Linked DNA regions of Homo sapiens: region 1 is linked to region 2. Evidence: chromatin loops called from intact Hi-C (ENCODE). Cell type or tissue: PC-9. All regions are shown on one strand. Links, peaks and the distances in the headings refer to the core of each region. The heading gives the core; the rest is flanking DNA. Region 1 overlaps KLF5 (KLF transcription factor 5). Region 2 has its middle 130 kb from the start of KLF5.

Region 1 (16,343 bases), core at 1,519-9,518, 130 kb before region 2:
CTCACATGATGAGAGCGTTAATTTTTATTTTTAAATCATGTCTATCCGGGAAACCCCGTCCGCATCCACACCAAGGTCCGAGATGAAACGCATTTGAAATGAAGTAGTAGCAGAAAATGACTGTCTTATTTACCTGTTAAGGTGCCACAGCTAATATATGCGCCATTCCATCTAGTTGGTTTTCTTATCTTTCGAAATTTCCTTTTCAGTGTTAAAAAATGTAGGCTTAAGTTATACTAGGAGAGAAGATAGCTGGAAAAGGCTTGAGGCGACTTGTTACAAGCTGGTTTATAGCCTAGAAAAGAGATCACCGTTTGAAAAGTATTTGGTTATTTCAGTTTGTCAATTTTCTGCTCTGGAGGCACTAAGAAGATAAGGGATGACTGAGCTTTTTACAGAGTAGGGGGGAATGTAGCATTGGCCCACTGAGAAGGACATGATAAATGTTTTGCTGATGACTGTGCTAGGGATACAGCAGCCTCCCCACCCACGGGCTCCTTAGCAGCACTCTACCAAGGGAGTGATTTTCCCCTAGGTAATTAAAGATCTGTTTTAGATAGGGATATGAATAGGAACATTTCATTATCATATTAACCAATTACAGGATCTGCTGATGAAAATCAACATTTAGATCAAATATTGAATGTGAAATTGTTTTGTTTCAGTGGATACAAGGTTTTGCTTAGAACGTTGTGTTTAATTTCTCATTGAACTGTAAACAAGAAAAGACACTGAAATAGCCAAATAATATTTTTATATTACTTTTGAAGTATCTAGTCAAGAAAAGAAACCTGTGCAATATTTTAAAGGTTTGCATCGTTTTTTCTATTAAAAAAAACCACGCTTTTTAATGTTTGTGACTTAAACAGAATTGAGGTAGTTTGGCAACATTTCAATACTGTACTCTAATTGCAAACTTAACTGTGTAATGGGGCAGGGAATCCTGCTTGTACAGGGGTGATGGTACCTTGTTATTGCATCAGAATGGAATGTTTTAAGTTTGCTTTCTTTTTTATTCTTGATTTGCGTCTTTCACTTTTGGGGGTGATTGGGGGAGCAGTTTTACCAGTTACACAGAGTTTCATAAGGTTTTGGTCAACCAGTTATTACACAATCGACAAAATAAGCCTGATATGTTTATAAGCAACACTGAGGAGTTTGCCCTAGTACCTTACACAGGGATTGGGGGAATTTTTAGTAGGCGCCGATTGTTCGTTCTTCCCGAGATGGTGAATCAGGTGGATTATGCATTTTATATCTCTTCTTTTTTAGACAAGATGTGAAATGGAGAAGTATCTGACACCTCAGCTTCCTCCAGTTCCTATAATTCCAGAGCATAAAAAGTATAGACGAGACAGTGCCTCAGTCGTAGACCAGTTCTTCACTGACACTGAAGGGTTACCTTACAGTATCAACATGAACGTCTTCCTCCCTGACATCACTCACCTGAGAACTGGCCTCTACAAATCCCAGAGACCGTGCGTAACACACATCAAGACAGAACCTGTTGCCATTTTCAGCCACCAGAGTGAAACGACTGCCCCTCCTCCGGCCCCGACCCAGGCCCTCCCTGAGTTCACCAGTATATTCAGCTCACACCAGACCGCAGCTCCAGAGGTGAACAATATTTTCATCAAACAAGAACTTCCTACACCAGATCTTCATCTTTCTGTCCCTACCCAGCAGGGCCACCTGTACCAGCTACTGAATACACCGGATCTAGATATGCCCAGTTCTACAAATCAGACAGCAGCAATGGACACTCTTAATGTTTCTATGTCAGCTGCCATGGCAGGCCTTAACACACACACCTCTGCTGTTCCGCAGACTGCAGTGAAACAATTCCAGGGCATGCCCCCTTGCACATACACAATGCCAAGTCAGTTTCTTCCACAACAGGCCACTTACTTTCCCCCGTCACCACCAAGCTCAGAGCCTGGAAGTCCAGATAGACAAGCAGAGATGCTCCAGAATTTAACCCCACCTCCATCCTATGCTGCTACAATTGCTTCTAAACTGGCAATTCACAATCCAAATTTACCCACCACCCTGCCAGTTAACTCACAAAACATCCAACCTGTCAGATACAATAGAAGGAGTAACCCCGATTTGGAGAAACGACGCATCCACTACTGCGATTACCCTGGTATGTGCTCTTACCTGGTTGAAGCATCAATAGATGTAGTGTGTGTGTGTGTGTGTCTGTGTGCGCGCGCGTGTGCGTGTGTGCACGCGCGTGCCCTTTTCAACCTCATGGCTTTAAATAGGAAAGTTGTACTTGACAGTAAAAAAAAAAAAAATTACCTTTTTTTTTTTCTCTATCCTATCTCTGTGCTTTAACTTTGGTATGTAAACCAGTTAGTTGTCTGTTGCTTATGTTATGCATCAAAAACTTGGCTAGAATATTCTGGAAAAAGTTCCCTTGGATTTTTTTTTCTTTAATATTAAAACAGATTTGAATTTCTAATACATATTATTTCGAGTTAGGCCAGAGTTACTTTAAAATGGCAATTGAATAAATTGCAGTTTTTAATTCTAAATTAAGTGCCCCAGAAAGAGATTAAAGTAGGGTGGGGGAAAATAAGGTTTGGTGGTGAAGTGGAGGTTGCAGGCAGCTAGCTTGATGTTAGGTACAAGACTGTCTACAAGACAGATTTAAGAATGGTTTTGATGGCACGTGAGCATATGCTCAGTTTTGAATGACATACATGGCCCAAAGTATAAGTTGAAGACAATACATGGAATATATTTACAAGTTACTGGGAAAGCTAGTTTATGATTAATACATGGCAAAATTTATTGACTCTGATACATGATATGGCATGACGTGCTAAATGAAAAAAGAAGAAATGTGGGAGTACAGAAAATTACAGTCATCTTGGATAATGGCTTAGTACTGTCAGCTCTAGAGCCATTAAAATTTTTAAAAAAACATATAGCAGCTCTTAATACGGAAGTACAGCACCTACTGGAATATAAACACAAATTTTCCATTTGTAGTTTGGCTTGATTATCTGTATTCTTTCCTGTTAAAGTGATACATAAAACAAATCACTTCATGCCTTTAATAAGGTAATGGGGGAGGGCTCTTTAAAACTTTTAAAACTGAAGCTTCAAATAATCTCATCTAGCATGAGAGATTTCTTCTTTAAAGCCAGATTTTAAACACTGAATCATCAAATGTAAAGATTTCAAAAGGATCTCCAAAATGACATGCTGTTCTCCTTTATTTTAGGTTGCACAAAAGTTTATACCAAGTCTTCTCATTTAAAAGCTCACCTGAGGACTCACACTGGTATGTAATTTTCTTGTTAATTCTGTGAGTTGTGTAAATAGTGTAAGTGGTATTCATCCTTTTAAAAGCTAACACGTGTTTGATCTCTTCTCCTGTCAACTTTGTTTTTTTTTTTTTTTTTAAATAGCCTACCTTTTCAGCACAGGCTTGGTTCAGAATTCAGTTCCATGAGAAATCTGGTTCCAGGAAGGCCGGTGATGTTCCCTCACTAAGGCCTTCTTGCCCTGTCACCGCTCAGAGTTGATTACCCAAAAATGTAAACAGCGATGTTTACTAATGGATTTTAAAACTTATACTGGCAGTGTTTTGAAGGAAAAAAAACAAAACAAAACTCATTTTCTTCCATAGCAAATAATTTTGCTCTGAGAAAGCCATTTTAAACTCTTAAAAACTTTCCCATTTGGAGTGTACTGCATAATTGGTGAAAACGTTAGTTTCACCTCTAGGTTAAAATATCTGTGTTTAGTATGTTTTCTGTGCTTGATGAAAGGTAGTGCTGAAATTGCAGTGTTAAAATCAGGTGGTCAGAAATGGGTTACAAGCCCCAGCCTAAACTTGGTATGTGTGAGAGACTTGATCTTTATTCTAGCTTACATTCATTCTTGTTTACATATGCTTTTAAGTTTAGCTCCTCTACTTTTGTATTTGCTTTGTTCAATCTATAGCAGTCACTTTTTTTGAGATGGAGTCTTGCTCTGTTGCCAGGCTGTAGTGCAGTGGTGTGATCTCAGTTCACTGCAACCTCTGCCTCCCAGGTTCAAGCGATTCTCCTGCTTCAGCCTCCCGAGTAGCTGGGATTACAGGCCCCCACCACCATGCCCAGTTGATTTTTGTATCTCTAGTAGAGATGGGGTTTCACCATGTTGGCCAGGCTGGTCTCCAACTCCTGACATCTTTATCCACCTGCCTCGGCCTCCCAAAGTGCTGGGATTACAGGCGTGAGCCACCGCGCCCGACCAGCACTTTTAAGAGCTTTTAAACTTTAAAATTATATCAGAAGCCATTTTAAGATGAAACCAGGTGGCATACTTTAAAGGCCCCCCAAATACTCCAAATATTGTCAAATATATAGATGGTTACTATTTGCGATTTTCTTAAAAGAGCAGCCCTAAAGAAAAGAACTTATATAAAGTGATTGTGTTTTTTTCCCTCAATAAATACAGCCTTACCTAAAGTTCAGAGAATAAGTTTGCTAATAAAAGCAATGACCTAGCAAAATGTATTATTCCATCATTGCTATGGAAACCAAAGTATTCAACAGTTCCTTTGAATGGGTTGTTGGATTAGTGTGAGGACTTGAATCTCCCGAGGCTAGATGTTACTATGGAAATTGAGTTTTGATAAATGAAGTAGTTATCTCTAACTGCTGCATTAAAAAGTAAAAGCCTTTGAACAAAGGTCAGTGCTGAGGTAGAGCCCTAAGAGGAATATGGTTGCAGACATTTTGTATGCATGTTAGGAAGCATTGCTTGATATCCCAGTGATAAACACTACTTACTAAAATCCGATGACAATGTTGTAGATTCCAGGGCTTTTTGAGAAACTGCTTTTAAGGAGAAGGCATCTTATGTATTTATCTATGAAATGAGCGGGCTGTTTTGGCCTGAGGTTTTTGCATGGAGACAAACTGATTACATAAGAGGAAGGATCCTTCATAGGCAGCCCAAGGTAGAAATTTTTATAGTTAAACACAAATGAATTAAGCATGTTATAAAAACTCCAACTTAAAGTTTTCAAAATACAAATGACAAGTGCCAGGAAAATATTCCATGTAGAAATACCAAAATGTCCTTTTACAGAATATAAATGGAAATATAAAGACATTTGAACTATTGTTTTTTTCACTTTTGGAAGTCCTTGAGAGATAGGAGGGAACACATTTTCCTGGGTTTAAAGTCTCCTAATAAAAGAGCACAATTGCATATAACGATGTAATCAACTACTTATTGCAGGGATGTAGTCAAACCCATATCTGAATAGCCTTTCACCCCGTCAGGGTTTAGTGCCCTGAATGCTTATACCTGCGATTCAGGAACTTGACCTGCCGGCAAATACATTTAATCGTGGGTTGTCTTAACAATGCTTGTACTAATAAAAACAGACTGAAAAGAAGACCGAGACCTGGTTTGGGTCCCTTGCATCAGCTTTTTCACCTGACCATAAACATTGTGGCCTTCAACATCTAATGAATGAGAACATGTAATCCAGTTTAATAAAGTTTTGTTTGATAGTCTTTCAAATGCCTTGGGGAGGGTTTGTAGCAGACTTGTTCATCTGGCTAAACCTGTTCTTGGGTAATCATAGAGCATTGAGGTTGTTTTCTCCTCATTTCTCATTTCTAGACAATGCCTTTTAAAATTACCTGTTCTCTCATTGCATCCTCCCCACCCTGCCCGCCTGTTGTTTTTAAATGAATGTATCTGAAGCCAGCAAAGGTGTTTTTTTTTTTTCTTTCCCTTTAAGGCCCAGGTAGAACAGTTAGGACAGTTTTTCTAAATTACTTCTCTTATGTAATAGCTTTTTTTGGTTTTCTTTCTGTCCTCCTCCTCCCTCTCGGACCGTTGATCAGAGGACTTTAAAAACCACACAACAGTTGATGACATAAAATACTCTTTAAATGATTGTCGTTTTACAGGCAGAATGTGAAGCACCCTAGCATTTCTTTGGAAAATAATTGTAATTGCTTTAAAATGTCAAGTTACCTTATGTTTTAAAAATAATTTAGGCAATGAAAACAGCCTACATCTGAGTTTAATTACTTCTTCTGGATTTTTAGATTGGAAGTGCTTCTTTAACTTGGGTTGCAAATTGAACCTAAGCAAATAATAGTCTTAACAAAATAGAACTTTTTAAGTAATCTGAGATGACAGAGTAGATGATATATCAGTTTCTTAAACCAGAAGTATAGCATTCAAGTCTTCTAAGTTCATATACTTTGATTTCTTTATCAGGAAATCGCATATAAATAATACAAAGTTCTGTCTTCTTTGTGTGATTAGACAATACTGGAAACATTTGCTTCTATTCTAGGGAATAATTATATTTTATTTATATCTGTACATACATAGTATAGCATAAGGCCTGTAGAAGCACCCCTTATAGATGTGGATGTTCGCATGTATTATTTGTAGTATGTGTGTGTATACATTTATCATGCCTTTGGTGAGAAATAATTATGGCTGCTTCTAGGTAACAATGTCAATGAGTGGTGTATTTCCAATTCAAAATATTTGTACTTTTAACAGCATTTAAATGAACATTGTACTGAAATTTGTATGCCTCATGATGTCTACAAGGGGCGGAACACATTGCTATTACTCTAAAGTTGCTCCCAAGTATACTGTTTTGTCTTTATAAATCAACATGACTGATAAACTGTCTATTGCAACCAGTATTATATGCTCACATACCTTACTTTTTTCTTTAATATAATGAACATTTAAAATAATGTCTAAGTTTGCAAAGGTTTGAGGCAAGTTGAAATCAGTAGGAAAATATATTGACTGTATCTTCAAACAAAAATTTGTAGAAATTTAAAAAGTTCTTACCAGAGAAAAAGTTCTGAAAAAGTAAACCATGAACTCAACACAGATGTTTGAAGTCCTAGCGGTTCCCTTCATGTGCGTGGATATACACTTAACCTTAGAGAATATGGAAAAGCTGTTGGGAAATCAGGGTACGGTAACGTTTCTAGATTTTTTCTTTCTTTTTTTTCCCCCGTTTCAGCTATCTGGAACAGGGCAAGAAATTAGCATTTGTACAAAGAAAGTCTTTGAACAACACACACTTGGCTCAAGTATTCCTCAGACCCAGACTCCATGCATTGGACTCTGTGTGTACTAAGTGATCCCAGAGTGGCTTACTGGAGATTGACAATGGAAAAGGACAATTTGAAACACGCCCGTAGGAGAAAATGGAAACATTGTACAAATAACATAGGAACACAAAATTCACTCTTCTTTTTTTTTTTTTTTTGAGATGAAGTCTCGCTTTCGTCCCCAGGCTGGAGTGCAATGGTGCGATCTCGGCTCACTGCAACCTCCACCTCCCAGGTTCAAGCGATTCTCCTGCCTCAGCCTCTCAAGTAGCTGGGATTACAGGCGCCTGCCACCACGCCCGGCTAATTTTTGTATTTTTAGTGGAGACGGGGTTTCACCATGTTGGCCAGGCTGGTCTCGAACTCCTGACCTCAGATGATCCACCCGCCCCAGCCTCCCAAAGTGCTGGGATTACAGGCGTGAGCCACCACGCCAGACTCACAAAATGGACTCTTAAAGCACTGTGTTCAAGATTCCCTGTTTAGGAAAGATTTCCACATTAAGTCCTGGAAAGATTTTTAGTGGAAGCCTAGTTTGTAAAGGGGTTACATTCCCATTTTCTGCCTTACTGTCTTTTGCAGAAGACTTTATTGCCTACTGACATGTGTAGTAAGATGTTATTAGTTATACTTCGTATAATCTGTACTTGAGATTTGCTGCTGAATATATTGACTTTCAGTTTGGGTACTAAAAGATCCTTAGATATGAATTTCTTTTCTAGGGCCTGGCACAGTGGCCCACACCTGTAATTCTGGCACTTGGGAGGCCGAAGCAGGTGGATCACCTGAGTTTAGGGGTTCGAGACCAGCCTGGCCAACAAGGCAAAACCCCATCTCCACTAAAAATACAAAAATTAGTCAGGCGTGGTGGCACATGCCTGTAGTCCCAGTTACTCAGGAGGCTGAGGCAAGAGACTCGTTTGAACCCACGAGGCGGAGGTTGCAGTGAGCTGAGATCGTGCCACTGCACTCCAGCCTGGGCAACAGAGTGAGACTCCATCTCAAAAAAAAAAAAAAAAAAAAAAATTCCTTTCTAGGTCTTTGCTCCAAAGTCATTTTTCATGGAATATATTAAACATAGCTTTTGGTTTTAAAATCTCGATAATATTTGGCTGGGCGCGGTGGCGGCTCACGCCTGTAATCCCAGCTCTTTGGGAGGCGGAGGCAGGTGGATCACCTGAGTTCAGGGGTTCGAGACCAGCCTGGCCAACATAGTGAAACCCTGTCTCTACTAAAAATACAAAAATTAGCTGGGCATGGTGGCACATGCCTATAGTCCCAGCTACTTGGGAGCCTGATGCAGGAGAATTGCTTGAACCTGGGAGGCAGAGGTTGTGGTGAGCCAAGATCATGCCACCACACTCCAGCCCGGACAACAGAGCAAGACTCCATCTGAAAAAATAATAATAATAAAAAATAAAAAATCGATAATATTGACAATAAAGATATTTTCATTGCAGGTACTTACTAAAAGCAACATTCAGTGTTCTGAACATAAGTTACTCTTCTTTTTGTGGAACTGTGGGAAAAGGGTAAAAGGCTTTTTAGGAAAACTGTATACAAAGGTTTTCACTCTGGGCCTTAATGGATGGAGATCTTACAATGTGAATCGAGAAATAATAGTGGTTAAATGTGTAACCTGTTTTATTGGTAGAGATAACACAGGCAAAATCTTTTTTGCAGGAAGAGATTTAGGACTCAGTGGTTTTTTGAGTCTCTATTTGAAAACTATTGCAGAGGAAGTATCACATTTATTAGCCTTTAGTATTAGATTTTATTAAACATTCTTTTCATTCTTTTCCATTTTTTTTTCATTTGCAGCTTTGAAATTTATTTTGTGTATTGATAATTTCAAACAATTTTTTTTTAAAGTAGTAGCTTAAGAGACTTGCTGGTTCAGACCCCAGGAAAGGTATTTATGAGCATGAAAGCTTAGAAGCAATTTCTTTTTAATGACTCACTGGGAAGATTAAACTTTGCTTCTAGGACTTGTTCTTTCTTCTGAGAAACATTTACATAGGAAATTGATTAAACATTGTTTAGAGATGATAAAGCTTATCAAAAGTTAAGTATAATTTGATTCAGCAAATATTTTTTACTGGTTTTGTGGAGAATCCAAAGATGAATAATCTCTTCTTGCCCTTTTGTTCATAGACTAAATAGAATTGCTGGAGTGGAGATAGAAATAATTAGTCTTGAAAGTAGAGAGTAATGTTTTTAAAAAATAATAATACAGTCACCCAAGAATTTGGCAGATATTTTTGGTTCTATAGAATGTAGTAGCTGTTTACTTGATGGCCTACATCGTTTCTAGTGAAAGATTAGAAATAATGTCCTACTTTAGTAAAAGTATCTCCGTAGCAGCATTCCTAGTCTGTTAGCCAGTATTATTTATATTCAAGGATCTCAAACAACAACTCTTATTAAGGATAAGTTACAGTTTTAGAAGTGCACAGTAGGTAACTTTTACCTAAAAATATCTATATAGAAGAATAAATTTATTTTTGGCTACTTTATGAAAAGGTAAACCTTTACGAGTTGGGAGGAGACCTACTGGTCAGGGTCACCATGTGAAGTGCAAATTAAAGGGAAGGTTATCTAGTACTCATTCCATACTGGGAAAAAATGAAAATAGAGGATTTTTCTGTTTTGCTTACAAAAAGAAAAGGTGAAATTCCTCATTGACACTTTAACGTCAGTGCGAACTCCCATTATAAGAAAGTGAATCCGAGTGTTGTCTCGTTATCAGGAGACGGAAGAATTGGTATTTGATTTCATTAACTCTATTAATGACAGGGGATAGTCTTCATAATGTTTACTGGGAACCCAGAGGAGAAGTAGCAGTAGTTTAGGAGCCCAGAGATTCCAAATCTCTGCTAGGATGTAGACTGTAAGTGTAACCCCTGACATCGTGATCCCACCCATTCCCTCTCTGGGTTTGGCAGATCAGTGCTTTCTGGCCCTGGGAGAAGTCCCCTCGCTGCCTTTGACCAGTGCTAGGGGCTCTAGTATGTCTTGGCTTTCCTGAAGTCCAGTCCAGTTCTACCTAAGACAATTTGTTTAAACAGAGTTTATCCCTGTATAACTTCAGAATGGACAATAACTCATTCGATTATTTTCTCTGGAAGTGGCTCAAAACATGGTTCTCACCTAAATGCGTATTACCAGATTACTCTCAGTGGTCCTGGGCAGGGCAAAGCCAGGCAAAAGCCCTGCTGCAGGAGGGTCCACAGAAGAATAAAAAGCTGACAGCCTCACAAGAACCTTTTATGCCTTCCCTCCTTTTCTTTAATCAGAATAACTGAGTTGTTTTCAAGATGCATTAGGGAAAGTGTGGCATTACAGCAGGAATAGAAGATAGTCTCTGCCCTTGAGGAACTTTAAAAGCTAGTTAAGGAGGCAAAATACAACTATTTGAAGCCTTCCTAAAGCAGTATATGTGCAAGTGCAAATTGATAGCTCAACAGAAATTTCAGTGATGGGGATACAGAGAAGTGAAATGATCTCTCCTGGTCTGTTCAGAGGCTTTCTAGAAGGAGTGAGGTATCGGATTTTAAAGAAAGTGATAAATATAAATTGAGGAGAGAAAGGAATTTCTCTTTTGTTGCTTTTGTTTTTGTTTTTGGCAATCAGCTTCCTTAGGTTGAATGGGCACAATATTGATGGTGTTATCTGGTAAATAATTAGATGCATTTACAAATGCTAATAATACTAATCTTTGATATGGACCTTCTGTTCCAAGTATAGGAAATGTGTGACAATGAGTTTTAATAGAAAGGTTTTTGATGGAAAATTACTGGCATAGACGTAAAAATATGAATTAGTGAGCTAAAATCATCCTCCTACTTTATCTCTTTTCTTAGATATCTAAATCATTTTCCTATGAATTTCTTTAATAAGTGTTTCCTATTTTTCTCCCTTTTGATTTTTAGAAGCAAATCTAATATGAGCCTATTTCAGAGACTAAATTTCGTAAGTCTCAAATGATGGGAAAAATCTAATTATTATTGAATTGCATGAAAATATTTTCCTCTTGAAATAAGAGCCCATTTTGAGCTTCAAGGACTCTTAAGTTCTAAGAGTTTAGATTAGGTTGAAATAATTTATTCTACTTTAAAAGTTTGGATTGTTTAGGTTCGCAGAACAAGATACAAGATTTTAAGTTCTTTGAGGCCAGAAACCAAGTCTTATTTGAGTTTTGCAAGGCATTTAGTACAGGTTACACCTTCACTAATAAACAGTGACTTTAATTCTCATGATATTTTAGCTTTATCAGATATTGATTGAGTTGTCTTTTAGTCACCAGGAAGGAAACCGATGTGTAAATTTGCTGCAATAAACTTTTAAAACATTATCTAAAATAACTATTTTAAGATAAATATTTTATCAGTGATTTTTATTCTTTTGTTAGAAGAATCTATGTAGAACATTTTAGGGAAAGGCCTTGGTATGTCTATTGAATGTGTTCAGCAGAGCAGAGAAACTTCCCATTCCATTGTGATAGGTTCAGAAGTCATTCAGAGGGGGGAAAAAAAAGGACAATTTTCAGTTTGTTGCTGAGGATTTTTAAAATGGCTTACAAACATGTTCCACTAACCCACTGAAATTCACTTACCCTGGGGGAAAGGAGCTATCGTTAGGTGATACCTGGGAATTGGCAATACCTGAACAGTGCTCAGGACCCCACAGGCCCCACAGAGGCTGGCACTGCCAGGTTGTGCTCTCTGTTTCAGATCGTCTGGGGTTCAAGGCTTGCTGTGAGTCCATTAAGCCATTCCTTAGCTGACCTTCGCAAGTGGCTTTAGAATCTGGAAATGAATTTGAACAATATGTATGTGTTCCTTAAATCGTTCAAAGAGAGTGTATTAGTGTTTGCTAATGGAAGATTTAAGTGAGACATTAAGGAAAAGTGGCAGACCAGGATTCTTAATGTGGAGCTCATCGTTTTGCTTCTAACTCTACGGGGTTATTGTGAGGAAGCGAGATAATGAGAAGTACCTCGCTCTGGAGTATGTGCTCCATGGCTGCTGGTGCCTGCTCCCTTTTCCTTTTACCGGTAATGTTTCTGCTTAACATTTTTGTAAAGTATGTTAATGACTTTATCAGCGTGGATAGTATGCATGTTTAACTTGAACATAGTTTTCAAAGATTAGAGATTCTAGCAAAATACTCCTGTAATTTAAAAACAGAATGAGAAAACACATACTTTGAGATAAAGTGGGAGCTTGTTTTCTGTGCTGTACAAACTTGTCACTTTTTTCTTTTTGCCTTTGGAAAGTTTCACGTTAACAGCATGAGAACTTAAAAATACAGTTGATGTTGAAAGAGCTTAACTAAATATTTTAAATTGGTGGTATTGGAAAGAGATTCTGTAAAAATCCAATTAAACTTTTGAAAGCTCTATCCTGTTGAAATATAACTTAAAGGAAGTCAGTTTGGTTTCCCAGAAGTACTGTGCATAGTGTTTCTGGCTGAGGAAGAAAGGCCCAAGTCTGCTGTTTGGCCAGAAATTGGGTACCAGTTTCCTCTACGATGTTTTACTTGAACGGTGTTGACACTTGAACAAATCCCATAGAAACTGCCCCAAGTGGGGGGATAGTTGTCCTTACTTTTATGGTAAGACTTGGCCCCAGTAACTAACATTCCAGACACTGGTAGTATTCTTGGCTGAATACTCTATAGATGTGCATAAATTGAGAGCAAAACCCCAAATGTTTTAGAAACTTTAATGGCTACCGTATTTCAAGCAATCAGTAAAGTAAACTTTAAAAAATACTGGTGCAGTTTATTGCTTCATAGCCAATAAAAATAGTGAACAAAAAGAGTCTAGTGTCCCTTGTTTCTTACATAAACTCTGAAAATTCAGTTCTGCTATTTAATTATTAAATTCAAAAGACTAGAATGATTTCTTTTAAAATTGGGAGCACTATAGGAATTTTTTTCCTTGTCTCAGACATCAGAAATAACTTTTTCTTTCCATTAAATGACAGTAAAGTATTTAACCAATATGTTTGTTTCTGTGGTTTATTTTTCACAGGGAACAAAAACTAATAGTACTGTGCAAAAATTTTTTTTGTGATCAATTTACATCTACAAATGTGATAGCTATATTTACTACTGGTGTTAAAATATTTCTATATATCAGACATTTTATGTGATTGTAAGTGACAGAACGTGATTTATACTTTGTTTTGTAAATGGCTTGAGTGTCTTAGGTTAAATTTCTGGTTAGAATCTACTATGAGGGGAGAAAAAACTTCTAGAATTGAGATGTTCATTTTTAAAGTGGATTGATAGGAACCAGAAAGGGAATTAAAACAAAAACTGTCTGGGTCAGAGGCAGAGGAGAGAAGAGAGGAAGTATGGCACAGCAATCCATACCATGGGAAATGTAGGTGAACTCTCAAGGGAAAAAAAATTGGGACCACTTTCATGTCGTCTGTTTTGGCACTTTCTTCTTTGTCTGAGAGTCAGAGTGGTTATCATGACAACAAAAATATATTAACCACAAATTGTAGAAATCTCAGTTGATGAGGACAGGGTCTTTTAAAGTTTAGACTGACTTGGTTAATCCTACAACTTCCTGAACATGATACTGCTAAATTAGGCAGAAAGGTTGTGCAGTTTCTGTTTCGTCAGAACTAAACAAGTGTTCAAAGCAACTCTGAGGTTCCTCCCTTTCAGAAGGAAACATTTTTTTAAGGGAATTTAAGAGGTGAAAAAGTATCTATATAAAACTCAGCAGTAAGCCAGTAATACTTTAATATACAAATTTATCTCACGAATTCTTATAAAAAATTCATAGAAAATTATAAAATCATAAATGTAGGAACTGCTAGTTAATGCTCACTGAAAGAACGTTTTGGCATTTATTCCTACTGGAATATATGATCTCCAGTAGGATTCTTCACAAACAGAGAATTAAGACTACATTATGAATATTTAGTGGTTTTGAAAGTTAAACAGCTGGCAAGCTTTGGGGAGCATTAGGAATAATATACATTACAGGATGGGAGGGAGGAACATACCAACTCAATACTCAAGGGAAGAGAACTGTGAAAGAATGGAATGGGTAGGTTGAACAATTTCAGACTTTTAGATGTATATTACACATGTAAGCTCCATGAGGCCAACTGTTTTTATTTTGTTAGCCATTGTATCACAAGTATTTGGGACAGTTCCTGGCCTATAATAGATGCTTGGCGAATTGTTTATGGAATGAATTTTGGGTGTAACACATGACAAAGAAAAACTAAATACAAGTCAACAAATGTCAGTTTTTACAGTTGTTTCATGGTCTTTTTTTTTTACCAATGTGAAGTTATCAGTACCAGACTATTTTGCTTCAATCTGCAAAAGGAAGGTGTGTGAAGGTGTGTGTGACTCTCAAAGAGTGAATGCCCTAATAGTCCATTTTGGAGGCCATGTTTTCAAGTGAACTGATTGATGAGCTGCAAGCTTCTGTCTGGCTAATTTAGAAACATCTAGGACCAGTTTCTGGTTAAGCAGTTGTGGTACATGAAATTCAATGTATAGGTGATTCGTGCAACAGCTTCTGAATTTTTTCCTCCCTCACCCACCTTACAGCCATTAGTCCTATAATAATTTAATTTGGGTTTGTTGGTATAGAAACTGTATTTGCACAATAATGATAAAGCCACTCAGGCTCATCTAGTCATTTCCTGGATTTATGTGTGTAGGAGTACATAAAAATAAGGGCACTGATTCGTTTTGTACTTGTCTAAAATTGTTATTCTTCAGTTGTTCAAAGGTACACAAAATGCTTTTTTCTTTATGAGGTAAAAAATACTTGGAGGTTATAAGAAATAACTCTTAACTAGCTTACTTTGAGTGGCTTTGATATGTATTTACTCATAATGGAATTCATGAGCTTTCCTTCTTTCGCTTGGCCAAGATTTTTTTTTTCTTTGAAATTCCTTCTCCGGTGTTATCTAGGATGTTTGCATTACAAGCAGGCCGCTTTACCTCCTTTGTTCGTTGTCACAGGTGAAAAGCCATACAAGTGTACCTGGGAAGGCTGCGACTGGAGGTTCGCGCGATCGGATGAGCTGACCCGCCACTACCGGAAGCACACAGGCGCCAAGCCCTTCCAGTGCGGGGTGTGCAACCGCAGCTTCTCGCGCTCTGACCACCTGGCCCTGCATATGAAGAGGCACCAGAACTGAGCACTGCCCGTGTGACCCGTTCCAGGTCCCCTGGGCTCCCTCAAATGACAGACCTAACTATTCCTGTGTAAAAACAACAAAAACAAACAAAAGCAAGAAAACCACAACTAAAACTGGAAATGTATATTTTGTATATTTGAGAAAACAGGGAATACATTGTATTAATACCAAAGTGTTTGGTCATTTTAAGAATCTGGAATGCTTGCTGTAATGTATATGGCTTTACTCAAGCAGATCTCATCTCATGACAGGCAGCCACGTCTCAACATGGGTAAGGGGTGGGGGTGGAGGGGAGTGTGTGCAGCGTTTTTACCTAGGCACCATCATTTAATGTGACAGTGTTCAGTAAACAAATCAGTTGGCAGGCACCAGAAGAAGAATGGATTGTATGTCAAGATTTTACTTGGCATTGAGTAGTTTTTTTCAATAGTAGGTAATTCCTTAGAGATACAGTATACCTGGCAATTCACAAATAGCCATTGAACAAATGTGTGGGTTTTTAAAAATTATATACATATATGAGTTGCCTATATTTGCTATTCAAAATTTTGTAAATATGCAAATCAGCTTTATAGGTTTATTACAAGTTTTTTAGGATTCTTTTGGGGAAGAGTCATAATTCTTTTGAAAATAACCATGAATACACTTACAGTTAGGATTTGTGGTAAGGTACCTCTCAACATTACCAAAATCATTTCTTTAGAGGGAAGGAATAATCATTCAAATGAACTTTAAAAAAGCAAATTTCATGCACTGATTAAAATAGGATTATTTTAAATACAAAAGGCATTTTATATGAATTATAAACTGAAGAGCTTAAAGATAGTTACAAAATACAAAAGTTCAACCTCTTACAATAAGCTAAACGCAATGTCATTTTTAAAAAGAAGGACTTAGGGTGTCGTTTTCACATATGACAATGTTGCATTTATGATGCAGTTTCAAGTACCAAAACGTTGAATTGATGATGCAGTTTTCATATATCGAGATGTTCGCTCGTGCAGTACTGTTGGTTAAATGACAATTTATGTGGATTTTGCATGTA
Region 2 (16,343 bases), core at 4,858-12,857:
AGGTCAGGGGACAATAGAGAATATGAAACAGATAATAATGAGAGTTATCAGATGTGTTTACTTAGAGGCAGAAGATGTCACTTTACCCTAGAGTACTTACAGAAGGCTCTAGGGAGGAGGTTGAATTTGACCTAGATTTTAAAGATGATTTAGGGTTTATAATGTAGGTGTTGGCAATCTACTGCCCAGTACATTATCTGTTTTAATATGGCCTGTGAGCTAAGAATGGCCTTTAAATCATGGAGAAATTGTTTTAAGAGAATAATATTTTGTGACACATAAAAATTACATGAAATTCAAGTTTAGTGCCAATAAATAAAGTTTTATTGAAACACAGTCGCACCCATCCTTTTAGTATTGTCTGGGGTCAGATACATTTGAGATAAAATAGAGGAGAGCACTTGTAGCAGAGACCCTATGACCTGCAAAGGCTAAAGTGCTTACCATTTGGTCCTTTACAGAAAGCTTGCTGAACCCTGGAGAAGAGGATGCAGAGACATTCCAGGTGTGTAGAAAGCCAAGATTAAGAATGGCTCCATTGAAGGAAACAGAAAATGGTCACAAACAGAGAAGGAGTGTGTGGGACTTTCCTGGCAGCCATGGAGGGGAGAGAGAGTGTCTCAAGGGGTAAAGGGCGTCCGTAGTGCCAAGTGGTACCAAGAGAGAGCGCAGAAGTGCAACTGAGGAGAGAATCTGAGCTTTCGCCTTCAGCCATCACTCCTGAGTTTTGAATCCTGTGGCAGAAGGGGAGTGAGAGATGGGGAAGCAGAGGCAGCGTTTAAGAAATTGGGTGCAATCAGAAAGGTTTTAGTAGGGAAACACCCATGTTGTTTAAGTACAGTATGAAATGGAATAGACCTATGTATATTCATATGCAGAGGGAGAGTAAAGCAATTAGGGAGGTTTTGGAGAGGTTATGTAGAGGGTCGGGCACGGTGGCTCACACCTGTAAACCTAGCACTTTGGGAAGCTTAGATGGGAGGATCATTTGAGCCCAGGAGTTCAAGACCAGCCTGGACAACATAGGGGGATTCCTTCTCTACCAAAAATAATAATAAAAAAAAATATTAGCCGGGTGTTGTGGTACATGCCTGTGGTCTCAGCTGCTTGTGGGGCTGAGATGGGAGGATAGCCTGAACCCAGGAGGTCGAGGCTTCAGTGAGCTGTGATCACACCACTGCTCTCCAGCCTGCATGACAAAGTGAGACCCTGTCTCCAAAAAATATATATATATGTGTATATATATGTGTGTGTATATATATATATGTGTGTATATACACACGTGTATATACACACGTGTATATACACACGTGTATATATGTGTATATATGTATATATGTGTATATACATGTGTGTATACACATGTGTATACATGTGTGTATATACATGTGTATACGTGTGTATATACATGTGTATACATGTATATACATGTGTATGTGTGTGTATATACGTGTATGTGTGTGTATACACGTGTATGTGTGTGTATACACGTGTATGTGTGTGTATACATGTGTATGTGTGTGTATACATGTGTATATGTGTGTATACATGTGTGTGTATATATGTGTATATATATGTGTGTGTATATATATATATGTAGGCTATGTAGATATGTAGAGAAATGCTATTTAAAACAGTGAGGTTGGAGAAACATTGAAACAGCATTATTTTAGCAAGACTTCTCTCAACTGATTAGTTCTTGGCCTTGGAAAAGTTGCTTAACATCTTGGCTTGCTTTGCTTATCTATGAAGAGTGGATAATAATACACTCATCAGAGGATCATCGTGAGAAATAGTGAGATGATTCTGTTTGGGCAATGTCAAGAACATGAGATCTGCACTTAGTACATTGTCAACAAAGAAATAACTCTTTTTTTTTTCTTTTGAGACAGAGTTTTTGCTCTTGTAGCCCAGGCTGGAGTGCAATGGCGCGATCTCGGCTCACTGTAACCTCCACCTCCTGGGTTCAAGTCGTTCTCCTACCTCAGCCTCCCGAGTAGCTGAGATTACAGGTGCCCACCGCCATGCCAGGCTAATTTTTGTATTTTTAGTAGAGATGGGGTTTTGCCATGTTGGCCAGGCTGGTCTTGAACTCCTGACCTCAGGTGATCTGCCCACCTCGGCCTCCCAAAGTGCTAGGATTACAGGCATGAGCCACTGTGCCCGGCCAAGAAATAACTCTTAATGCTGTGATGTTTAAGTTTTTATATCAACATGGGTAGGCCATGGTACCCAGATTTGTGTCAAACAGGAGTCTGGATGTTGCTGTGAAGATTTTTTTAAAGATGTGATTAACATTTAAATGAGTGGACTTTGAGTAAGGCAGATTTCTCTCCGTGAGGTTGGGGGGCCTCATCCAATCAGTTGAAGACCTTAAGAGAAAAGACTGAGGTTCCCCTGGGGGAGAAGGGATTCTGCCTCTGGACAGCCTTTGGACTTAAACTACAACATCAGCTTTTCTCTGGGTCTCCAGCCTGCTGGGCTCCCCTCTAAATTTTCAGACTTGCCAGCCCTCAGAATTGTGTGAGCTAATTCCTTAAAATAAATCTCTCTCTCTCTCTCTCTCTCTCTCTCTCTCTCTCTCCTTCCATCCTATATATTGTTTTTTTTTTTTTTTTTTTTTTTGGAGAACAGTGACTAATTCAAATAACTTCTGAGTTAGACAGTAATCACTAACAATGAAAGTGTTACTATATTAAGGGACAATTGCTTTATACCCCAGAGACGGCACATACAATGCATTGATGTCACCGTGCTCACCATGTCCCATTTCTGAGCCTGTGGCAGACATTGTCAATTGATCACAGTATTCTGTATTGCTAAAACTAGATGTGACCTCAGAATTTTTTAAATACAGGGTTCTAGAAATGACTAACAAGTGATTAGAGTTGGCACTTAACTTGAAATAGATTTAATTCCGACCTAATCCATATTTAGGTATCTACAGCACTTTGCATAAAATTCTTCCTGGAACTTTGCAATTGTGATTAATAGATCTGAACTTGAAATTTAGAAGTTAAAATTTCAATTTCTTATGTACAAGTCTAGAAGCCACTAAAGTCCTTCATCTTATGTAGTAAGGACCATGTCATATTTGCCTTTTAGATAAGTTTTAAAAAATATATATCTTTTAAAGGTATCAGTGACTTTGAAATTCCAAAATAGAGTTAGAATAAAAAAACCCTGAAATTATACTTTTTTATTTCCTCCAAAACTAAGGGAACGTTCATATATAATTTATAAAGACTTCATTTTAATCCTTGGTTAAAGTGTTTGATCAAATATTCTTCTCACTTGAATATGTGTAACATTTATTGAAATCAAATAAGTGCACATAGCAGAGGGTTAAATTTTACATTCTCTTTTTTTTGTTTTATTTTTTACTTTAACTTTTTTAGCATTTCAAATGTTTTTATTATGAAAAATTTAAATATATACAAAATATGAGAAATTATATAATTCATCCCCAGATATGCATCACCCAGCTTCCATAATTATAAACTCTGTCCAATTATTTTATCTATACTACCATGCTGTTTTTCTTCCTTTCTCCTGGATTAGTTTGAAGAAAACACCAGACATTATATCACTTATAAGTATTTTGAATATATCTCTAAAAGATAACTTATTTAAAAATATAATCCCAATTATGACACACAGAGTACTAACAAAAATTCCGTAATTTTTTTTTTTATTATACTTTAAGTTTTAGGGTACATGTGCACAATGAATTTTACATTCTCTAAGCTCTTGATAAGAGATTTACTCACAAAGCAAGTAGGAATTCCTTGGCTTTTCAAATTTTGGGGGGTCTGTTATGGAAAATTTTTGTACTGTGTATGAAGAAAATATATGCTACCTTGGAGTGTGGTGGTAATATCATGTTTCTATGCTATCATTTTTTTCCAAGTATTTAAGTATTTTAAGATGTTATCTCTTTAGTTTTCATAGCATGCTAGGAAGGAGGAAGGACATGTTGTTCTCACCTAGCAGTAAAATTAGGTAAGCAGTTACTCAGTCTCTTGCATAAGCCACTGATCGAGCTGGGGATGTGATACCAAACAGTCTTCTGCTCAGTCGTCCATTGTGACCCTGCAGCATCTCCCATCAACCCATTCATCCCATTTTCTTTTTCTTAGTTAATAACTACACAGTTGATTCTTGCTTATCTGCTCTGAGGGAAAGGGGAAGAACAGGGCATAATCTCAAATGGTAGATGATACAAAAATAATTTGGATTTGGCGTGGGATATGTTTTTGTACTTGCACTGGAACCTGGGTGTGTCTGGTGTTCCAGAAATTTATAGCATTCCAAATCAACTGAAGAAACTGTGCAAGGAGAACCCATGGTGGGGGTCTTCGCAAATGCACCTCGTTTGTCTCCATTGTTTCCTAGCCCATCTCCTGCCTTCCTCAAGCTCTTCCCTGCTGAGATCAGGCAGCGCGATCTCTCATGTCAATGTGTCGAAACAGCCTAAGGAAAGCTGTTTTTTCTTTCTCTCTAAATCCTATTATGAGGCATTCATCTTCTCCTTCTCCTGGGAATGAGAGAAACCGGTATCTTGCATTAGAAATTGTTAATCATTTCTTAAAGTTTGTTTTTTTAAATGCAAAGGTACTGATACGATAATGTACTAAGAAAAGTTAAAACAAGATTTTTTTTGAATATGTAATAATAGGAACAATGTAAGAAAGACACTGCAAGTCTTTGATATTGTGTGGGTATCAGATAATGACAAGTGAATGAGAAACTTCATAAGAAAGTGAAAGTATCTCTTTACATTTTGTGGTGAATGGGAAGAAGTTCTAGAGTTCTTTTGCAGCATTTGCTTGTTTATCCAAAGAAACAAACACTAGTATTACCAAGGTTCTGATTTTGTGTATCCTCACTTTCATCCTGAATTGTTAAGACTCTTGGTTGTGGTGATAGAAGCCCACCTTAGCTTAAACAACAAAAGGAAATGCACTGACAAATGGAACCAGATTAAAATGTCTCACTGGCTTTAGTGACAACTGGAACTGAGAACCTGAATGATGTCTGGCCTCTCTATTTGTCTGTCTCGTCTCTGCCTCCTTCTGAAGCCAGCTCCATTCTCTTCCATGGCAGCCTGACTCTCTCCCTCGTGGAGGAGGTGAGGGAGAGGATGACATGTCTGGCAGGCAGCCCTTGATTTAGTGACTCGAGAAATAAGAGATTCTTCTTCTTTTGGCAGCCCGGCAGAGACATTTTGGGAAGATTCCCAGTAGTTCTTTTTGGTTCATGCGTCCACCCCTGAACCAATTGCTGTGTCCAGGAAGAGATGAGACTCCAAGATGAGTCCCATAAAACCCTGTTGTGAAGTTGGTGGTGCCTGTTCACAGAAGGAAAAGCGGAGAAAGAGTGGCAGATGGGCAAAACTAATAGCTATTATGCCTCCATTCATGTTGATTTTCAAATATAGGATTCATCTTACAATAAGCTTATTACTTTTTTCAGAAAAAAGCAAAAATCTGCAACACCAAAAAATATCTAGTATTCACGACACAGCGAGACTCCGTCTCAAAAAAAAAAAAAATCTAGTATTCACAGAATAATCTTAACGTTCTTGTTCAGAATTCTTGGAGGCCATCTCATTGCTGTCCCTGGTAAGATTTTGGAATCTTTAAAGGGCTAATTTACTGGTTTCACCAGGTCACAAAGTACCCAGGCATCAGTTACATAACTTGTATGACAGGGAACAGTCTTGACTTGGGTATTTCCAAATAAGCCAAGTTTTACACACAAAATGAAGTATATTTAGTGGATTGATGATTGAATAGGGAAGTACTACTGAGAAATCATCACCTAGGGGAACCTCATCTTTTCAATGTGTGGGATAAAGATTCCCAGAGGGTATAGGATTGATATTGTTGATGAAAGGATGAGAGAGAGGAAGGCTGTGAGTTACAACAAAATTCCAGGGAAGTTAGAACAACTTTAAAAAGACTTAAAAATAGAAGAAATGAGCTTCATGCAGTGACAGTATTGTAGCCAATGAGGTTTATCCAGGAGTAATTATTGCTAATTGAAAACTTTTCCCAATACCTGGCCGTGACAACTTGCAATATAGTTGGCATTGGCAATTTTTGACAGTCTCTATGGAGACTGAATATTTCAGTATTAAAAAAAACAGAGGAAATGAAAGTGCCCTCTATTGGCAGGTTTAACTGCTTTATACTCTCTTCCACTATTCTGTTGGATGAGGACCCATGAAGATTAAAGAAAATAAAGAAGCTACATTTTATTTGCACATGTGAGTAGCTTAAGTTGCAATGTTGCTGATATCAGATTGACATTATTGAGAAATATAATTCTGGCTATGGTTTTGAAAATGGGTAGGGGAACAGTGGGATAAGGCAGGGAGATTTTTTTCCCCTTTATTGATATATAATAATGTACATATCTATGGGATACATATGAGTGTTTGTTACATGCATAGACTATGTAATGATTAAGTAAGGGTATTTGGAGTATCTGTCATCACCTGAGAGTTTTCAGGGTATTTGGGGCATCTATCACCTGAGTGTTTATCATTTTTGTGTTGGTATCATTTTGAGTCCTCTCTTCTGGTTTCTTTGACATATACATAATATTGTTGCTAAGTATAGTTACCCTAGGTTGCTATCAAACATTAGAACTTAGTTTTCTATCTAACCCTATGTGTGTACCCATAACCAACCTTTCTTCATTCCTGCCTCCTTCTCACTCTCCGGTGTCTATCATTTTATTCTCTATGTTCATGGGATCAAGTTTTTAGCTCTTATATATAAGTGAGAGCATGTAGTGTTTGTCCTTCCACCCTGGCTTATGTTACTTAACATGATGGCCTCTAGTTCCATCCATGTTGCTGTAGATGACATGTTGTCATTCTTTTTTGTGGTCAAATAGTATTCCATAGCGTATATGTACCATATTTTCTTTATCCACTCATCCATTGATGGACATGTAGGTTGATTCCATATCTTTTCTATCATGAATAGTGCTGTGATAAACATGTAACATGTGTGTTTAGGTATCCCTTTGATAAACTGATTTCCTTTCCTTTGAGTAGATACCCAGTAGTGGAAACGTTGGATTTTATGGTCGTTATATTTTTAGTTTTTTGAGAAATTCCCATACTGTTTTCCACAGTGATTGTATTAACTTACATTCTGATCAACAGTGTGTAAGAGTTCCCTTTTCTCAGTATCCTCACCATCATCTGTTTTTTTTTGTTGTTGTTGTCTTTTTAATAATAGTGAATGGCAGGGAGATGTCTTAGGAGTCCTGTGATAATTCACACAAGAACTGACAGTGGCCTTGATGAGGGAAATAGCAAAAAGTTGGAAAGAAGTGGGTGGACTTGAGAAATAATAGAGAAATATTATAACCTGGTGATATATTAGAGATGGGGCTGTGGGAAGGGAAGAGTGACGAGGCAACATCTTCCATTTTAGTTTCTGGTTTGGGCAACTGGAAGAATAAAGGTACCACTTACTGAGATAGAGAAACGAGAGGAAGAATAGGTTTGGATGAACGGAGATTCTGAGCTTAGTTTTGGACATATTGATTGGAGTTTATAGTTACGTTTATGAATACATCTAAGAGCTGTCTCAAATTAGTCAATACACAGATCCAATTGATTCTTTCCTTGTTTTTTTATTTTTTAGTATCTTTTATTTTTTTAGAGACAGGGTCTTGCTCTGTTGCCCAGGCTAGGGTACAGTGGTGCCATCACAGTTCACTGCAGCCTTGAACTCCTGGGCTCAAGTGATCCTCTTGCCTCAGACTCCTGAGTAGCTAGGACTATAGGCACATGCCACCATGCCTTGCTAATTTTTAATTTTTTTTAAATTTTTTGTAGAGACGGGATCTCACTGTGTTGCCCAGGCTGGTCTCAAACTCCTGGCTTCAAGAAATCCTCCCGTCTTGTCCTTCTGAAGAATTGGAATTATTATAGGCAGGAGCCACCATGCCTGGCTTCTTTTCTTGTTTTTTCTTTTTTTCCATTTTTTTCTTTTCTATTTTTTTCTACTACCACCAACCATAATTGTGTTAAAAGATACATTTAGTCATATTAAAATTTTAATGAATTTAAGCATTCAGCAATTCATGAATTGAGCATCATCAGACCTCAAGTGGTTCAGCACTCCATGAGGTGTGGGAAGTGTGTGAGAGAGGAAACATCAAGTATTCTTGGAAGCAAGACAGAGAAAACATTTGATTAGCCAATGTGAAAAGTCCCTAGTTAGAGGTCAGTTGGTGGTTTCTGATTGGTCAGATTTCTAGCTAAAGGTTATTTGGTGGTTTCTAATTGGTTAAGCTTAGATTTTGCTTTATTGTTTACATCAAATTGGGATTTGGTTTGCTTATGTCGGAACCCAAGGCACTGGAGCCATCTTAGCCCAATGGCCTCCTAGTTAAGTATTTTTAATGATTTAAATTCCCATCACCTCACATCTGGAAAGTCAAATACCCTTCTATCCTACACTTCTATAATATTCCTCTGTACAGAGTTGCAGTAGGAATGTGCCCAAAAGTTGGTTTTGCTGGGTCATCTTCCATCTCACAACATTTGAATGGTTTTCTATTGCCTGCATAATACTTCTAAGACTGCCTGCAAAGTTGCTCCTAACTACTCCAACCTTATCCCACTCTCCCTAATGGTGAGTTTATCTCAGTTTGGCCAAACTAGAACTTCAAATACAATCTACCCCTTCCTGTCTCTGCATCTGTGCTCATGTCACTGCCTGGGCTTGCTTATCCTCTCTACCCATCTGACCCTTTAAACTCATCCCCCAAGGCCGAGATCTTCTCTGGAGGCCATCATTTCCCTCCACTGTAGCTCAACCTGAGCCCTTCCTTATCTGAATCTGTGAGTTCCTGTCTGTGCCCCTCCCATGCCATGAACATTTATTCTCATATTGCACTGTTTTGCAATGCCCCACTGATTTGATCTCTCTATACAAGGATGAGGACAAAGGTCAGGTATCATGCTACTTTCATATTCTCCAGAGCACCTAGCATAGTTCTGTACAAGATAGGCACTCAATAACTATTTGTCGACTTGAAATAATAAGGTACGTTTTTCTCTTTCCCGCTGGTCTTATCTCTGCTTGAGTAAATGAGGTTGATATGTGAAGGCAGTTGAGATTAAACATGTAAAGTGGAAGAATAAACAAGAGACAGAGGAGATTTTAATAAAATTTTATGATATAAAAATCATAATTACCTGCTAAATCTATTTTTTAAAGCTTTTAAAGTATTCAGATTGCTCCTCTCAACCTGGTGGCGTTTTGGTGTGTTTGACTAAAAAGCACACAGGTGCTAAAAAGCAGAATTATTATTTTAAAAATATTTGGCAACAAAAATAAACTTGTTTTAATTCAAAAGTTCTTGTGATTTTTGTTTCCTCAAATGACTTCATAGAAAACTCCTCATGAAATTTTAGTGTATATCATCTATTTTGACTCCAAATTGACTTTGGTTAGAAAAACCTCATTTCTTTTAAAAAATCAATGATAAATAAATAAAATATGTAGATCAAGTTTGTTGGCATAATAACAGATTTAGTTATAAATTGAAGACTTCAATAAAATAAGCTTGGAGTTAGAAATTACCAAGACATGCTCTAAGAAAAAAATAATAAAAAGAACAAAAGCACTCAAACTGTGATTCACTATGAACATTTTCCCTGTAACCAGCTCTGCTACTTTCATTACAGAATTAGAGAAGTAAACTTAAAGCATAGTTAAGTCAACAGAAACTGTTCTAGGTAAATGAATTCAACCTTCATGGTCACTGACACACAATATAATCTTGTTTCTTTCAGAATTTTATTCTTTAAGTAACTAAGTGACTCACAAGCTCAGAAAGTATTTTCTGGTACAAGTAAGTCTGAGCTTAGCATAAAATATTCTGAATATTTCTTCTTTTCAGATGAGTATTTAAAAAATAATAGTTCCTTTCTGGAAGGTGTAATTGGCTTTTGGTTTGCATGCCTACAAATGATTGTCCTTTTGTAGAATACATTTTAGGATAAGCTAGAATACAGCTTTTCCTTTCTCCATCAAAATCCTACCAATAATTTAGGGTTTAGCTCAAATATTACCTCTTTTATACAACTTTGCTTTATTTTTAGGCAGAATTAACCAAATTAGAATCAAATTAATCACCCACTACACCTTTTTTTAGGGGAAGGGATGTATCTTTTTTTTTTTTTTTGAGATGGAGTCTTGCTCTTGTTGCCTAGGCTGGAATGCAATGGCATGAGCTTGGCTCACTTGCAACCTCTGCCTCCCTGGTTCAAGCAATTCTCCTGCCTCAGCCTCCAGAGTAGCTGGGTCTACAGGTGCCCACACCACACCTGGCTAATTTTTGTATTTTTAGTAGAGACAGGGTTTCACTGTGTTGGCCAGGCTGGTCTCGAACTCCTGACCTCGTGATCCGCCTGCCTTGTCCTCCCAAAGTGCTGGGAATTACAGGCGTGAGCCACCATGCTCAGCCTGGAGATATCATTTTTAACATTTATTTCAGTTTACCAAGTTCCATAGTTGATGTGTATATTTTGATTACACCCCTAAGTTTGGGTTTACAAGCTCCTCATCTTGTTTTATTTTTTTCTAATTTTTACTTTTGTTTCTTTATTTATTTTTGAAACAGGGTCTCACTCGGTTGCCCAGGCTGGGGTGCAATGGTGTGATCTTGGCTCACTGTAGCCTTGACCTCCTGGGCTCAAGTGATCCTCCTGCCTCAACGTCCCTTGTATCTGCGGTGGCATGTGTCACCACACTCGGCTAATTTTTTGATATTTTTGGAGAGATAGAGGGTCTCACCTTGTTGCCTAGGGTGGTCTCAAACTCCTGAGCCCAAGTGATCCTCTGCATCGGCTACCCAAAGTGCTGGGATTGTAGGTGTGAATCACCATGCCTGGCCTGACTTCCTATTATTGGAAATGCCTGTTATGAGATGTGAGGATTTAAAAAACTTACATCTTTATCTACTTTTATCCCATATGTAATTTGCTTTTATTTCTGAAACATTGCAGCCAGTTCATGGAATAAAGGGAATATTCTTAGATACTTTCTAGGAGCCGTCTGTCCTTTGGCTGCAATCTGGTTGGTCCTCCCCACCCCACTCCAAGGCAGTTCCCCAGCTGGCATTTGGGACTTCTCTCTTTTGTTCTGCTAGGTTGAATTGACTGTTTTCTAAATCTTGTATTTTCTTCTTTTCTTGCTTTTTTTTTCATCCACACTTTGTGTAGTAAATCCTTAAGAAACCTTCTAACAAACATTGCCTTAGAGGAAAATGTTTTTAGTCCTCCTTGATTTATATTTGGTTTATAGTTCTGTTGGATAAAGAATTCTATGTCAAAAATCATTTTCCCTCAAAGCAATGAAAACCATGTCCCAGTGTCTTCAGGTGTCCAGGGCCAGTGAGCCATCCTACATGAGCGTGATTCTCATTCTTTTGCAGATGAGAATCTCTGTAAGATTTTCTTTTTTTTTTTGAGACGCGGTCTCGCTCTATCACTCAGGCTGGAGTACAGTGGCATGATCTCGGATCACTACAAAATCTGTCTCCCGGGTTCATGTGATTCTCCTGTCTCAGCCTGCCGAGTAGCGGAGATTACAGGTGCCTGCCACCATGCCCGGGTAATTTTTGTACTTTTAGTAGAGACGGGGTTTCACCATGTTGGCCAGGTTGGTCTCCAACTCCTGACATAGGTGATCTGCCCACCGCAGCCTCCCAAAGTGCTGGGATTACAGGCATGAGCCACCGTACCCAGCCTCTGTAAGATTATCAAGTCTTCTTTTTATCCTTAGGGTTTGGAAATTTTCCAATGAGATGGTTTAGGAGAGGACATTTTAAATTTATTTACTGGGTACTTGGTGGGCCCTTTTAATCTGGAAGCATTGGTTCTTCAACTTTGGTTCTCAGTCTTCAGTGAGATATAATTCACATATCATACAATCTACTCATTTAAAATTTACAATTCTATGGATTCTTTACATACGCTCTGTCTTTATGTGATAGCAATGCAGTACTTAATAAAAATTTGAATGTGGCAAATTGACCTCATATAGAAACTACTATTACAGCCATATGCATAGCCTTAATATTTACAAGCTTACAACTATGATTTAGACTTTTCCTCTGCATCTGAAAGAGTGGGATGAAAATCTTATGGGTATTTTTTATTTGCATGGAGTTTTCTGTTAATTGACACTATGCCCAAAGACAAGTCACTCCTCTCTTTCTCTTCATCTACCAAGTAGAATTTACAATCTCTTCGGAGTGTAATACTGTAAACTCATTTGCTCCTCAGGATTAAAGAAAATAAGTTTCTGATGTTCAAACAAGTCGTCTAAAATAACATAAGGCTGGGTGCAGGCCAGGTGCGGTGGCTCACGCCTGTAATCAAAGCACTTTGGGAGGCCAAGACGGGCAGATCACGAGGTCAGGAGTTCGAGACCAGCCTGGCCAGCATGGTAAAACCCCATCTCTACTAAAAATACAAAAATTAACTGGGTGTTTGGTGCACGCCTGTAGTCCCAGCTACTCGGGAGTATGAGGCAGGAGAATCGCTTGAACTCAGGAGGGGGAGGTTGCAGTGAGCAGAGATCGTGCCACTGCATTCCAGCCTGGTAACAGAGCAAGACTCTGTCAAAAAAAAAAAAAAAAATGCTGGGTGCTGTGGTTCATGCCTATAATCCCAACACTTTGGGAGGCTGAGTTGAGAGGATCACTTGAGCCCAGGAGTTCAAGGCCAGCCTGGGCAAGATAGTGAGACCCCATCTCTACAAAAAAATAAAAAAAAAATCAGGTGTGGTGGTACATGCCTGTAGTCCCAGCTACTTGGGAGGCTGAGGCTGGAGGATCACTTGAGCTCAGGAGTTTGAGGTTACGGTGAGCTGTGATGATACCACTGTATTCCAGCCCGGGCAAAAGAGTAAGACTCTGTCTGAAAAGAGAAAAAAAAATTAACATCCGATTGGACTCCATTTTCATATGGAGAAGGATGCCATCTGTCCTCTGTTCATGATCACTACCTTGTCCTGTCCTGGGAGACTGTGTAAGTCTAAGGAAATGATTGACTATCAAGTGGTAATTCATACTATTTGCTGTGAAAGGAATAAATTGCATTGCTCTCAGGTTTGCCCACTGTTTCTTTTACAAGGTGTTTCACAGCTGCAGCTACCAATCAGAAGCATTGGTGCTCTGCCTCTTAGCCCCCAGGATGGTTTTCTTCTGAGTAGTTTGGGCCAGGTTACATAGTGGCTGGATGCCCAACACTTGCTGAATACACAACTTGCTGGGGTTGTGCTTAATAGGCATTTTGTAGTGAATGGACAAATGAGTCTGACAAATGTTGGATGATTTCTTTTTCCCAAGGTTGAGCTCAGTTTCTGCAGGGATGTTACATGTTTCTATGTGTGGTCTTGAAAAAGCCTTCATTGTTCATCACGATTTCCTCATTGGCAAATAGGGAGGCCTATAATGGCTTAATCAAATAGCTACTGTGGCCTGATCAAACAAGGAACTTCAGAAAACGAATGCTCCAAATGGTTTCATTTGTCAACACTACTATATTCATGGGTGGGACAAACACACACATACATATGCACACATACACATGCACACACACAGTTGCTAGTGTGAGGCCTCATTCCTTTGCCAGCCTTAACATCTATCATTGCATTCCAGACCCTATGTTATTTAACTGATAATGAGTTACAGGCTTAAAATGATATGCCATAGAATGAGTCATTATACGCATAGGCATATTTCTATCATCCAAGAGGGCTTCTTTTAATTAGACGTCTGAGAAACTTTAAGAATGTGGATTTGTTAGTCTAAATTGTGGGAGAATAATTCTTCCCTCAGCGAGTTCTGAGTTGAGCTGCACATGGTGTTGGTTGTGGTTGTCTCCAGTGAATTGCATGTCCACTTATTTAGTTTTTAGTCGGTGTTGGTTTGATGTTGATGGTGTTTAAAACTTAAATAATTCTGGATTTTATGATATATTGATTTTCCAAGAGGACTCATCTGAGCCAGGATTCCTACAGATGCAATTCCATCCGGAAATTTTGGAGAGAAATAAAACTTAATCTCAAGCCTCCAGTGTGTCCTAGAGACTAAATTTCTTGGCAATCCTTCTTTTCTGACTTTTTTCTTATTTCACCCAACGTCCTTTTAATAATCTCCTTCTCTTTCTTCTTCTTTGAACCAACACTATGGTGCCTTTAAAATGTATTTAAACCTCAAAAAATAAAGGCACTTTGTAGTTCTTAGAAGTAATGTCCTGTCTGTGAATTGAGACCAGGTCATTTCTACTTTCAAACCTGTATTTTTTTTTTTTTTTTTTTTTTTACGGTATAGATAGTCCGTGTTGAAAAAATGGCCCCACTGTAGGATGGGTTCTTAGCCCACTGCAGGATGTCTAATAACTACTGCATTTTAGAAATCTGGGGATTGTGAAAAATGAAATTATTGACGCTATGAATGGTTAGGAAAAAAGATATCAAGAGTCTTAAACTATGTGTTTATTTGTTTATGAAAAGGTTTAAGGGTTGCCAGGTGCAGTGACTCATGCCTGTAATCCCAGCACTTTGGGTGGCTGAGGCAGTTGAATCACCTGAGGTCGGGAGTTTGAGACCAGCCTGACCAACATGGAGAAACCCTGTCTCTACTAGAAGTACAAAACTAGCCGGGCGTGGTGGCACATGCCTGTAATCCCAGCTACTCGGGAGGCTGAGGCAGGAGAATTGCTTGAACCTGGGAGGTGGAGGTTGCGGTGAGCTAACATTGCGCCATTGTACTCCAGCCTAGGCAATGAGCAAAACTCCATCCCCCCACCCCGAAAAAAAAAAAAAAGTTTAAGGGTTCTGGAATAAATTCAGCCCTTAATTCGACTTGTGAGCCCTCACTGAAGCAAACGGCTACCGTGGTATCTCGATTGAAGTCTTTGGAAAACATACAGAATGTGTTGATAGCTCATATTATATCACACTGTAACTTGGGTGTTTGGCAGGGAAACATACTTCTCTCTTTTGAAAAAAATTAATATTTACTTGATTTCCTGATAAAAGGAATACTACAAAAGAGTATTGCAAAACCTTGAAGGTTTGGCACAGTTTCCCATGTGGGTGGAAAAATGTTGCTCTGAAGCCAGACTGGAATTGTTCATGAAATATAACATTAAAAATACGTTTTTAAAAGAAGAAGCTTGATCCTGGAAAGAAAATACATATATAATATATAAAACAACAAAGTTATGGACTTTACCAGCATGTATTATAGAAACACAATGACATAATCATGATGCCATGAAAATGGCAATCTCTGATATTAGATAATTAGGCTTTCTTTATTATGCTGATTTTAATCTTTATCAGAGTCCCACTGTGTTTGGATCTATGTCTATTTCATGTAATTGTCTATATCTTGCTCCTACTGACATTCTCGACCTTTGCTATATAGCCCAGCACAAACAGCCATGATCGCTTCTTGCTTCTCAAAAAAGAAAGCTACTTAAAACTGGAAGGTGTATTCAGGTCTTTGTTCTTATTGGGCTTATAAACATTTACGCATTGGGATGTCCCAAATCCAGAGCCAATATGTCTCCTCCTCCTCCAGCTTCCCTCTTTGAACTCTTGCTGTTAGCTGATTTCCATATGTCCCCCTTTTACTCAAGCAGAACCACTTATATAAAAGCTTCAGCATAGTAATGTTTCCCCCTTATGCCACACAATAAATATATGGGACAAGGGAGGGTGAAGAGGTTTGTGAAAGGAAGTTGGTAGGACAAATGATTGTTTTCAATTAATGATTTATTTATTTATTTTTGTTCTTTAGTTGAGGGGGCATATATTAAAGTGTTATTTCCTAAGCTTAGTTTCATAGATCTGTATTAGTCTTTCCATTTGTAACTATCTGTTCTTTCTACAGAACACAACAAATACAAGGGCTGCAGTTTCAGAAATTCCCTATGAAGGAAAGATGGCTACTGCAAATCACCATTCTTACCCCATCTCCTAGATTCTGGGACTGGGTGTATTAGTGGTGTTTCTTTCTCAGTGGCATGTAGTTAGTCCATTTCCCTAATAAATTAGAGAAATGATTTCTTACTAAACAAGGGAGTGAAAAGAGCGAGTTGGGAATTGCACCAAACAAAGGGTAAACTATAGCTTAGCAGGAGAAGTGGGTGAAACAGATGATTAACTTTCCTGAGTAGTAGTTAATGAGTAATCAATGAAGCATTTATTAAGTCCTTCCTGTATTCCCAAGAGTAAAATAGGCAGTGTGAGAATCAATGACGTATCTGACATGGTATTTTGCCTTAA

The links. Peaks named below come from ENCODE experiments on the same cell type or tissue, not always from the same donor. Only the 100,000 strongest peaks of a DNase experiment are listed, where the experiment ranks them.
Region 1: a loop joins it to region 2, with 2.5 times the contacts of the local background. A loop is called at or near these places in 2 of 110 quality-filtered maps.

What each region holds. Positions count from the first base shown.
Region 1 is chr13:73,060,589-73,076,931 of GRCh38, forward strand. It overlaps KLF5 (KLF transcription factor 5), which reads left to right. Exons shown (of 4, transcript NM_001730.5): 2 at 1,273-2,146; 3 at 3,236-3,295; 4 at 15,120-16,343. The coding sequence ends at 15,298. Among named protein-coding and RNA genes, the nearest start is that of KLF5, 9.8 kb to the left of the region's middle. RefSeq lists enhancers at 14,140-14,946, 14,947-15,752. In PC-9, for the core only: no CTCF peak of the experiment used is centred there; DNase peaks (open chromatin) are centred at 4,553, 5,513 and 9,063; H3K4me3 peaks cover 4,729 bases; H3K27ac peaks cover 6,040 bases.
Region 2 is chr13:73,185,545-73,201,887 of GRCh38, forward strand. It overlaps the pseudogene RNU4-10P. Among named protein-coding and RNA genes, the nearest start is that of KLF5, 130 kb to the left of the region's middle. In PC-9, for the core only: no CTCF peak of the experiment used is centred there; DNase peaks (open chromatin) are centred at 8,937 and 9,757; H3K27ac peaks cover 2,159 bases.